Regions from separate parts of the Homo sapiens genome. Here region 1 is linked to region 2. Evidence: chromatin contacts called from ENCODE Hi-C or POLR2A ChIA-PET data. All regions are on one chromosome and are shown on one strand. Each heading gives the region's core, a stretch centred on a gene start or an enhancer-like site at or near the end of the contact. The rest is flanking DNA. Distances are from core to core; before and after follow the strand shown. Region 1 overlaps PPP1R14C (protein phosphatase 1 regulatory inhibitor subunit 14C). Region 2 overlaps LOC105378054 (a long non-coding RNA gene).

The links. A loop is a pair of places that touch in the nucleus more often than their neighbours do. ChIA-PET counts read pairs that join two places held with the same protein, here RNA polymerase II (POLR2A).
Region 1: a map of OCI-LY7 shows a loop between it and region 2 (4-fold over the local background). The contact joins two enhancer-like sites. A Hi-C loop is called at or near these places in 1 of 168 maps with a recorded cell type or tissue (OCI-LY7). POLR2A ChIA-PET finds 5 or more read pairs at or near these places in 7 of 52 experiments (AG04449, BJ, HEK293T and 4 more).

Annotation. Positions count from the first base shown.
Region 1 is chr6:150,183,740-150,188,346 of GRCh38, forward strand. All of the region lies in intron 1 of PPP1R14C (protein phosphatase 1 regulatory inhibitor subunit 14C), which reads left to right. Among named protein-coding and RNA genes, the nearest start is that of PPP1R14C, 43 kb to the left of the region's middle. Within about 2 kb of position 2,217, at least 5 of the 41 ENCODE cell types and tissues checked have a DNase peak (open chromatin) inside an H3K27ac peak, as active enhancers do; they include OCI-LY7, where a contact is called at or near this core.
Region 2 is chr6:150,270,161-150,275,369 of GRCh38, forward strand. All of the region lies in intron 1 of LOC105378054 (a long non-coding RNA gene), which reads left to right. Among named protein-coding and RNA genes, the nearest start is that of IYD, 96 kb to the right of the region's middle. RefSeq lists a cis regulatory region at 1,199-2,231 and an enhancer at 3,430-3,930. Within about 2 kb of position 3,896, at least 3 of the 41 ENCODE cell types and tissues checked have a DNase peak (open chromatin) inside an H3K27ac peak, as active enhancers do; they include OCI-LY7, where a contact is called at or near this core.

The sequences.
Region 1 (4,607 bases), core at 967-3,466, 88 kb before region 2:
TGACCTCGTGATCCACCCAGCCTCCCAAAATGCTGGGATTACAGGCGTGAGCCACCGTGCCCGGCCCAAACTGGGACATTTCTTAAGATGAGCAAGTGAAACAAAAGTTTCAGTGGTTTATATAGAATCTCATGTTGATGTATATTTATAAGCATGTTTATTTTAAACATCTGAGAGAAACAGCAGAGACTTGCTATGGTGTAACGCTTACTTTCCGACAGTTCACATATTTCCCAAGTTTTAAGGAGTTCCTATTGATGGTAGGTGAGTGATTCTTTTGGTTTTTGAAGAAGGATTAGTTGTGACAACCCCGTGAGCTAATCAGGCAAGTTGAATGTTATTTTATTCTCTGTCATAGATTCAGAAGTTAATATGTGGGTTCCTTAGCAACTAATTTGCAGGTGTAGTCACACATCCAAGTGCGCGTGGAGAACGAGTATCCCAGGTAGGATGTGATGAGAGCATAGGAGGGACTCAGCCTGTGACCAATCATGTCTTTGTGCTTTTAAGGCACAAATGGAGCATGGAGGGGCCGTCTCCATCATACCACCTCCTCTTGCTCCTAGGCGAGCCTAACTTCCTTTGGAAGGGGATATCCAGCCACCTCCTGGTAGATAGTATCTGGCACGACAGTCATATGCTGCACAGGTGTGTGGACTAGGAGCAATAGGCCATACCCTACAGCCTAGGCATGGAGTAGGTTGTACCATCTAGATTGTGTAAGTTCACTCTGTGATGTTTGCACAATGACAGAATCACCTATGGATGCATTTCTCAGAACATATCCCTTTTGTCCCCTCCCCCACCCCATCCTCTTCATGGCCACATGTTGTGTTTTGTCGTTACTATACCTATATCTTGGAGACAGCACTTTTTAAGCATATTTTGGACTTCTCTCTGCCAAAAATGCGGACAAGTGGCCTCTCTTTTGCCCTCAGTGGGTCCTTACTCCCAGTCTGTCTAGTTTCTCCCCTTGATTGAAAGCCTCCTTGAGAGCAGCCACCGCATGATTTTGTTTACTGTTGTGTCCTGGAGTGTAAGACACAGTGCCTTACACAGGGCTGGTGCCCAGAAAGATTTGTGAATGAGTTGGTGAATGAATGAAATTATCTATTTGAACAAACCAAAGCTGGACACACATGGGTAGCCGTATAGCCTGGCTGAGATATGCTTGATCATGAAGTTATGGCTTTATTCATCTGTTGGCAGTGGGATTGACTAATTCTCCCTTCACTCCCTCATGCCCATGGTTGGGCAGCCAGGACCTTCTCACCTAAACATACCATCTGTTGTTGGCTCCTGGCTATCACATTTAGTTACAGGTCTTTCCCCCTTTTAATTTCCGGCTGTTATTAACTATCCTCTATTTCTGATGTAGTAGCATTCTCACTTCCTGCTTTTCAGTTTGACTGGGTTGCAACGGGTCCATTATTTACTCAACTTCTTTCTTTATCGATTTCCTCATCTATAACATGTCAACAATGGTATTGCCTCTCTTACAGGGTAGTTGTGAGGATGAAGGGGTTAAATGCAGGTGAAACCCTTAGAGAAGTGCCTAGCAGTAGTCAGCCTGACACCGACCATGTCTCATGAAAGTCACACAGACCTGCAAGGCTCCTGCAATCTGCCCTTTACTCTTTGCCCTTCCCAGCTACCTCATCGATTTCCTGACTGCTCGTCTTGCCATGGGGACCATCCTTGCATTAACCACAGGAATTTCCAGCAACAGTCCACTACCATATTCCTAGCACTGAGCATAGAGTCTGACAGATGATGTGTGTGATTGGAAGATGCTGTGTTTCTGCCTACCCTTGGCTGCTGGGTGCAGGGCTCAGGGCTCCACAGAGTGAAGGCTACCTCTGCATAATAGCTCTGCGGCCTCCCTGTCTGTATTAGGAAGCTGATGATCATTTATTATTCCAGCAAGCAGTGACAAATCAGCTCTGTGTGTCGGTGAGGATAGGCGAGGCTATGTTACACTCAGGAGTGACCCAAACTTTCAGTGGCTTAAACCGAGCAAGTCATATTCTCACTCGTGCTGTGTAGCTTATATTGGCTGATGTAGGGGTTCTACCCTCACCATCACTCAGGGACCTAGGCTGCTGAGGCTCTGTGTAGACACATGTGGCCATGACTAGCAAGGCAGGCAAGGGTCAGGCGTGGCACCTATCGGCTCCTAAAGCCTCTACCAGGAAGTGCACACATCACTTCACATCAGAGTTCACTGGGCAAAGCAAGTCCCTTAGTCACACCCAACTTCAGAGGGGCAGCAAAGCCCAGCCCTACCCTGTCGCTGGAAGGAGGCCACCAGAATATTCGTGCCTGGTCTTTGATGCTCCCGTGACCAAGGATGGGTTTGCGATAAATGGAGTGGGGCCCCACTGTTCTCAGGGCTTCTAAAAAGGAATGCCCCTTGCCACATCTCCACCCTCAGTTCCGATAATTAATTGTTTTATTTAATCAGGGAGAAAAGACATTAATTCCAGGAAGCTTAGCAAACAGGCGGTTCCTCTAGGTATGGTCTTCAAAAGCCCTCAGGAGCAATTTTCCCATCCACTTTGAAGGATATAATTCCACTGTTGGTCTGAAGAGCAAATGCCCTGCGTAATTTAGAGCTGGGCCTCAGAGGGGAGTGTGTTACCGGACAGTCCCCTCAGCAAACTCAGTTATTCCACTGGGCTTTTGCTGAGCCCTGCTGTGTGTTTGGACTTTATGTGACCTTCAATACTGACTGATCCATAGGCTTGTCATTGCATAGGTGAGCTCCACATCCTGTCAACTTGATTTTGACAATCTGAAGCTGGAAAAGCTTTGGGGAGCAGCGCCTCTGCACACTGTGTCAGGACCTGGGCTTCCGGGGCTCCAGAGTGGTTGATAAACATCATGGCGGCTCAGAGAGGGAGAAGCCAACCAACAGTGTTTGCTAGAGGCCAAGGTGGGGTCAGGGCCTGAGGCGGGGGATGACCTGAAGCTGGGGACGGCCTGGACCAGTAGGTGGCTGACTCAAAGACTGAGCACTGAGAGCCTGGGGAAGAAAGGGGGAGAAAGTTCAGGAAATGGATACCAGCTGGGGGTGGCTGCTAAGAATGAGGCAAAGCTGGAGAAGTTGCTGGGGTCCAACCAGGAGGACCTTGTGGGCCAAGCCAGGGAGTCAGAATTTTCAGCTGAGTGAGGAGCCATGGAAGCAGTGGTGTGGGGTGGTCAGGTTTGACTTTTCTTTTAAGTTATGCTTGACTTAGTCTTTTTTTTTTTTGAGACGGAGTTTCACTCTTGTCGCCCAGGCTGGAGTGCAATGGTGCAATCTTGGCTCACTGCAACCTTCGCCTCCTGGGTTCAAGAGATTCTCCTGCGTCAGCCTCCTGGGTAGCTGGGATTATAGGCACCTGCCACCATGCCCAGCAAATTTTTGTATTTTTAGTAGAGACAAGATTTCATTCACCATGTTGGCCAGGCTGGTCTTGAACTCCTGACCTCAGGTGATCTGCCCACCTTGGCCTTTCTCTTTCTCTGTGTGTGTGTGTGTGTGTGTGTGTGTGTGTGTGTGTGTGTGTGTTTGCATGCTTTTAACTTCAACTTTTAAGTTCGGGGTATAAGTGAAGTTTTGTTATATATGTAAATTTTTGTTATGGGAGTTTGTTGTACAGATTATTTTGTCACCCAGGTATTAAGATGAGCACCCATTAGTTACTTTTTCCTGATCCTCTCCCTCCTCCCACCCTCTACCCTTAAGGCCCTAGTGTGTGTTGTTCTCCTCTGTGTGTCCATGTGTTCTCATCTTTTAGCTTCTACTTTTGGGAATGTGTGGTATTTGGTTTTCTGTTCCTGCATTAGTTTGCTAAGGTTAATGGCCTCCAACTCCATCCATGTTTCTGCAGAGGACATGATCTCTTTCTTTTTATGGCTGCGTAGTATTCTATGGTGTATATGTACCAACTTTTCTTTATCTAGTCTATCATTGATGGGCATTTAAGTTGATTCCATGTCTTTGCTAATGTGAATAGTGCTGCAGTGAACATACATGTGCACTGTCTTTATGATAGAACGATTTATATTTTTTGACTACAGGATCTTGACAAGATTTACATTCCTTGACCACAGTTAAATGGTACTTGACTTAGTCATTGTTTTTTATTTTTTACATGCTTTACTTCTTGGCATGATTTGTATTTCTACAACTGATTGGTTTTCACAATATTTGTTTTAATCCCAAAGATATATGTTACACCGAATAACCACATCACATTTAATCTGATCCTTTTCAATATTTTTTCACTCACACAGAAGACTCAACAATGTAAAAAAACTGAAGTAGAATATTATATTCTAACATAGTTTTAGTCACTGTTGGAGAAAGGTCTGTTTATTATCAGGGTTTCTTTATTTTATTGGGTGGTTGTTCTAATTTGTTGTTTTGTCAAAATTTAACCTTGTATTTATGTGCTTAAAACATTAAGGATCTCTAATTTAGAACAGATTAGTCTTCTGGATTAATTAGTCTTCTTCTAGATTTGCTGGTTTGATGGTGAAATAATGTATTTTCATGAATCTTCTTTTGGTAATAGCTTAATTAAATGATCAGACAAATGTTTATACAACACATTCTAAAA
Region 2 (5,209 bases), core at 2,646-5,145:
AAAGAGTTGACAGATTCTGAATCTACCTAGCCGTGTGACCTTGGCCAAGGTATTTAACTCTGGACTTGGGTTTTGCTGTTGTTTGGTTAGTTCGTTTCTTTTTTCCATTAGAAAAATGAGGGAAGTAATGTGTCTGGGATGGTTGTGAGACTCCCATGGGTGTGTCGAGTGCTGTGTAAGGGGAGGCATGCTGGACATCTAAAGGCGCAGTGGGCATGGGGCCCACCTCAGCCTTGGCACACAAGCAAGTCCACAACATCCTTCTCCTCTGAAGGCTGACAATCGGCAGAATGTGATGAATGACTGTCTGATGGCATCAGAGAGTTGCAATGCTGTTAAAAGAAAAACCTTAGACAGATTAAGTTTAACAGAGTTTCATTGAGCAAAGAACAAACCTCAAATCGGGCAGCACTGAATGAGAATAGGTTCAGAGAGGCTCTGGCCCAGCCACATGGTCAAAGAAGATTTATGAATAGAGAAAGAAAAGTGACAAACAAAACGGAAGTGAGGTACAGAAACAGCAGGATGGGTTACAGCTCTGCATTTGCCTTATTTGAACATGGTTCAAACACTTGGCCACCTGTGATTGGCTGAAACTCAGCGCTTGGCACAAAGGTTATAGTTGTGTACAGCCAGCTAGATTACAGTTCACCATGTACAGAGAAACCTGGCTGAACTTAAAAATGTAAGGAGGCAGCTTTAGGCTAAACTTGATCTAACAATGCTTTCCCCATGCGCCTGGCATTTCTGTCTTGGGAGCATCCAGATGAATAAATGACGTCTAGGAAGAGTCCCAAGAGTCCCTGGGAGAGACTCACAGGTGCATGAGAGAGGAGTCTGTTTTGAAAGCAAGGCCCATTGAATTCCAACTAGAAAAATCTCCGTTCGTTTAAGAGCCATGTGTCTCCCTGCACTAGTTTGGTATTAATATTTATCCATGTTCTTAGTATATTCAGATCAGCTGCTGACAAGGCCTTTTCATTGATCAAATACACTACTCTATATGAAGAAACATAGAGATTGAGTGGATTAAATATATATCTCAAAGCCTTCCAAACCCCACTTTGCTCCCAAGATAACTATTTTATTTTTCTGAGCTCTCTAGAGGAAGAGAGGCAGATTAGTTTTCCCAATGGTGTAGTGACCAGGAACTCCAGAAATCTGGGGATCAGCAAGCCACTGCACCATTACAGGGCTCCAGGGTCCTACTCCTTAGCCACACTCCAAGGACCAGGAATAAGCCATTGCAAATGCTAGTTCCAGGAACACGCTGACCCAGCTGTGATCCAGGGATCAAAAGCTAACACCAAACCTGTTGGCTACAAAGCTTCCTGTGAGCCCTGCCTCCCTTTCTACTTAAATGAGTTCCTAATTCAAGGCTGCATGAGGGCCTTTGGGTGGCCATTCACAATCACAAGGAAACCTCAGTTGCAGGAGAGTCTGGGATATTCAGTTTGCAATATAAGAAAGCCCTTAGCAGAAGGTTGGGATAGATAAAGAGCTGCCATATTGTCACTGATAAACTGGGTTTTTTCACCACTTTGTGTCAGTCACAAAAAAAGAACATCCAGCTGGAAAAAGCAATCAGGCTTTATTCACTAGCCAAGGAATGGAGAAGGTGGCTCTCACTCGAAAGGTAGCTTCTTCCCAAACAATAGAAGGTGTGGGGTTTTAAGGACCAGGTGCAGGGCGAGAGAAGCGTGTTTGCATGTGCAGGGCGGGACTCCAGATATGCCTAATTCATAAATATATATGTTCATATATCACCTGTACACAAAATGGTGGAGATTTTCCTTTGGGGGAGGAAATTTTAGCATTATAATGATATGTTAATGATCTGAAGGCAACTAAGGGTCATCTATTCCGGTTTGTGCTGGTTTTGTGGCATCTTATCTTCCTCTGCTCTTTGGTCAGTGGTCAGTAAGCTCTGGTGCCATCCCAGGCCTTCTGGTTTCATTAAGCAGCTGTGCCTGTAGATAAAGGGACTAAAAGAAAATAGAAAAAGGAACTTTCCCAGTGACGTCATCAGGGCTGCCCTGGTAAAAATACTGGCTGCCCTGAAGAAGACCTAGATATTCCTTGTTCAGTGTATGCCCTGAAAGATCAATGCTGGAAGCTGGCAAGAGGGAACATTCTCACTAGCTTTCTATTTTAAACAGACATGATTTAATATATTTACCCAGAAAGGTCTGAGCACACATCCTCTACTCTACCTTCCTCCCCAAACCCCACATCCCAGCAAATCTGTACTCAAGGCATTCACAGTTTGCAGAAATGATTTGCTAATCCAGGCTGGGGCAAGCCCCAAGAGAAGAGCTGACAATGACCAGTTTTCTGGGTCAGAGGCACAGAATCGAATGGGCCAGAGGGAGCCCATTCATCTCCCTTTCTTCCTCTTCAAATGTTGCTCCCTGACCCTTTATCTAAGACTGGATGGTTGATGGTCAATAAAATTGAAGTTCCTAAGCTCCTAAAGAGGTTTATGGAAACCGGCGTTTAGCTGGTGTCTCAGTGTGGCTGGTTGGTTCCTAACCAGTCTCTGCTTCTAAACTTTACCTCCAGGGCCAGGCGGGTTCAGGCACGTTCCTGGCGGAAGGTGCTCTGATGCTGTGGAAGACAGTTTCTTCATGGATTCCAACTGCTTGATTTGTGGGAATGACTCAACCATGCCTGTTCTCCCCCACCTTTGATGAGGCATCTGACACTGAGTTAATTCATTTGCATGGTGTAGACTATAGTAAATCCAGTGTTGGGACACTGTGTCATCTTCTTTCTGATTATGATGGTAACAAACGCTTGCCATAGGAGACTGGAAAAATCTATCCTATAGGAATATTGGAAAATCTATCCTGTAGGAAGAAAGAAAAAACTCACCTAAACTTGTACCACACACTGTCAAATCTGGGCACTTTTCCTTCTTTTTGTCTTTTTCCCCCTAAAGCCACAGGCGTTTAAAAACAACCTGAGCATGAGTCAGCCTGTCTGTCCACATCTACATACATGTGATCGAGGCCCTCATCTTGCAGATACAGATCTATTCTCTTGCAGAGACTCAACCTTGGACAATATCATTGCTTTCCACTGCAATATTCATTACTCCATCAACAAATTTTTATTTTTTATTCTTTTGAGACAAGGTCTCACCCTGTTTCACAGGCTGGAGTGCAGTGGTGCAATCATGGCTCACTACAACCCAAACTCCTGGGCTCAAGTGATCCTCCTGCCTCAGCCTCCTTAGTAGCTGGGATCACAAGTATGCACCACCATGCCCAGCTAATTTTTTTTCTTTTTCTTTTTTTGTAAAGATGGAGGCCTCGCTTTATTGCTCAGGCTGGTCTCAAACTCCTGAGCTCAAGCAATTCTCCCGCCTTGGCCTCCCAAAGTGCTGGGATTATAGGCGTGAGCCACTGTGTCCAGCCAGAAAGTTCTATTTTGTATAGCTAGCTTAACAAAACTGCTGCAGTGCTAGCCCCTATTCTTAGTCTATTGCCCATCTGGCCTCCACTATCTGGAAGATAGACAGAAGAGCCCACAACCTTCTCCAGACAACAAAGAAACTGGCCGGTGAAATCATCAAGAGGCTAGCTGGCGTCTGGGGGGTGTGAGGGAGTGCATTGCATTAATGAAGTCTTTTTATTCTTGGAAAAGTGTTTGGACAAAGGCTGTGCTATGCGTATGGCGTCTCTGCAGCTCCTGGACATATGCTCTGACTGTGCTACTTCTGCACACGAAAGGTCAGCATATGGCTTCCTTTCTCTTTCCCCGAGGAAAGTGACAGGCTGGTCATGGATGCCTCACCTGCTGTTGCTCTCGCTCTGGAGAAAGAAGTGTTGGAGGCATCACTGCCAGTAAATCTTCACTGGGCTCCCAGCAGGCCTGGCCTAGCTTGACCCCTTCATGGGTAACAGCAGAAGGCCACCTGCTGCTCCGCGGCTGAGCAACCAAACAGCACAGCTGCTGAGGTTAGGGTTTGAGGTGAAATATAGCCACACACATCTCCCAGGGTCACACGTGGGTAGCCTCAAAGGGCAAATAGGTCTTGAAATGATGGTCTCAGGGGAGAAACCACTTCCATGGCCTGTTCTCGAGCTGTCCAGCTTGGCAGGGTGAGAAAAGTCTGCAATGAATGGCCTTCCTGGGTCTTTCCGTCAGAGCAGCCTGGAGTGTGTGCTGAAGGTGAAACAGCCACCCCAGCGCTTCTCCTCCTCCTCCACACTCCTTCGTCCTTTTAGGTCCCTTGCCCTACCTTTGTCCTTGTTATTGCTGACAGTCAGAGCATCCAGGAAACAGAGCTGGGAAAGAAAGAAACCAGAAGGGAGGAGAGGGGCCTAAGATTGAGGGTTTGGAGAACAGATTAATGCTATGACCTTCAGCCGCCTGGGGACAAAAAGCACCTTCCAGAGAGAAGCCATTGAGCAGTCGCTGACGTTGCATCCATCAGGCTCGTACTGGTTGTAGGATTTGATTTTTAAAAGGCACATGTTTATGACTACGTGGCTTTCTTGTCCCACTCTATAGCAAGCTAACTGAAAGCACTTTCCCCCGTGTCAATCAGTTAAAGAGAAGGCTAGCAAATATGTCTGTGACAGAATAATCTTGGTGTTTCCTAATTTCCACTTCATGGCACTGTGGAAAAAGACATCTGAAGGTGCTGTGGAATTATATGGACAAGGCTGCAGGCAGATGGCGAGGCCGTGGAGAGATTCGACTTGGAACCTATTGGGAGGATATAGGGTGGAGACGCGTGATTCTGGATCATGTGAACCCAGGATGCACGTGAATTTCCTGCATCACCTAAGGAGGAAAGTGGGGAGGCTGTTGAGCGAAAGCAGCTTGAAATTCTTCTTGGGATCCACGTTCACGTAATTGATTCCTTCCTTCCTTGCTCCTTTTTTGCCTTTCTTTTGTTGATTGATTCTTTCTTTCATTAATCAAAATCTGTCTTCAAGGATCTCACCTTCAGCTCTGGGAAGAAAGCCCATTAAGCAACCTCAAGGCAGTAAAGAAGGCAGGAAGAGACAGGAATGGTCAGAGTATATTGAAAAACGTTCCTCAGTCAGTCTCCCAAATGTTCGGTGTATGCTGGAATCACCTGGGGTTCTCTGTACCGATGCCGTCTCGAAGACCAGGGGATCTCAGGTGGTGATCAGGAATCTGCATTTCACCAGCCCCTGTCCCCACCCCATCCCCAGGGCATGCTTTTGGAAAT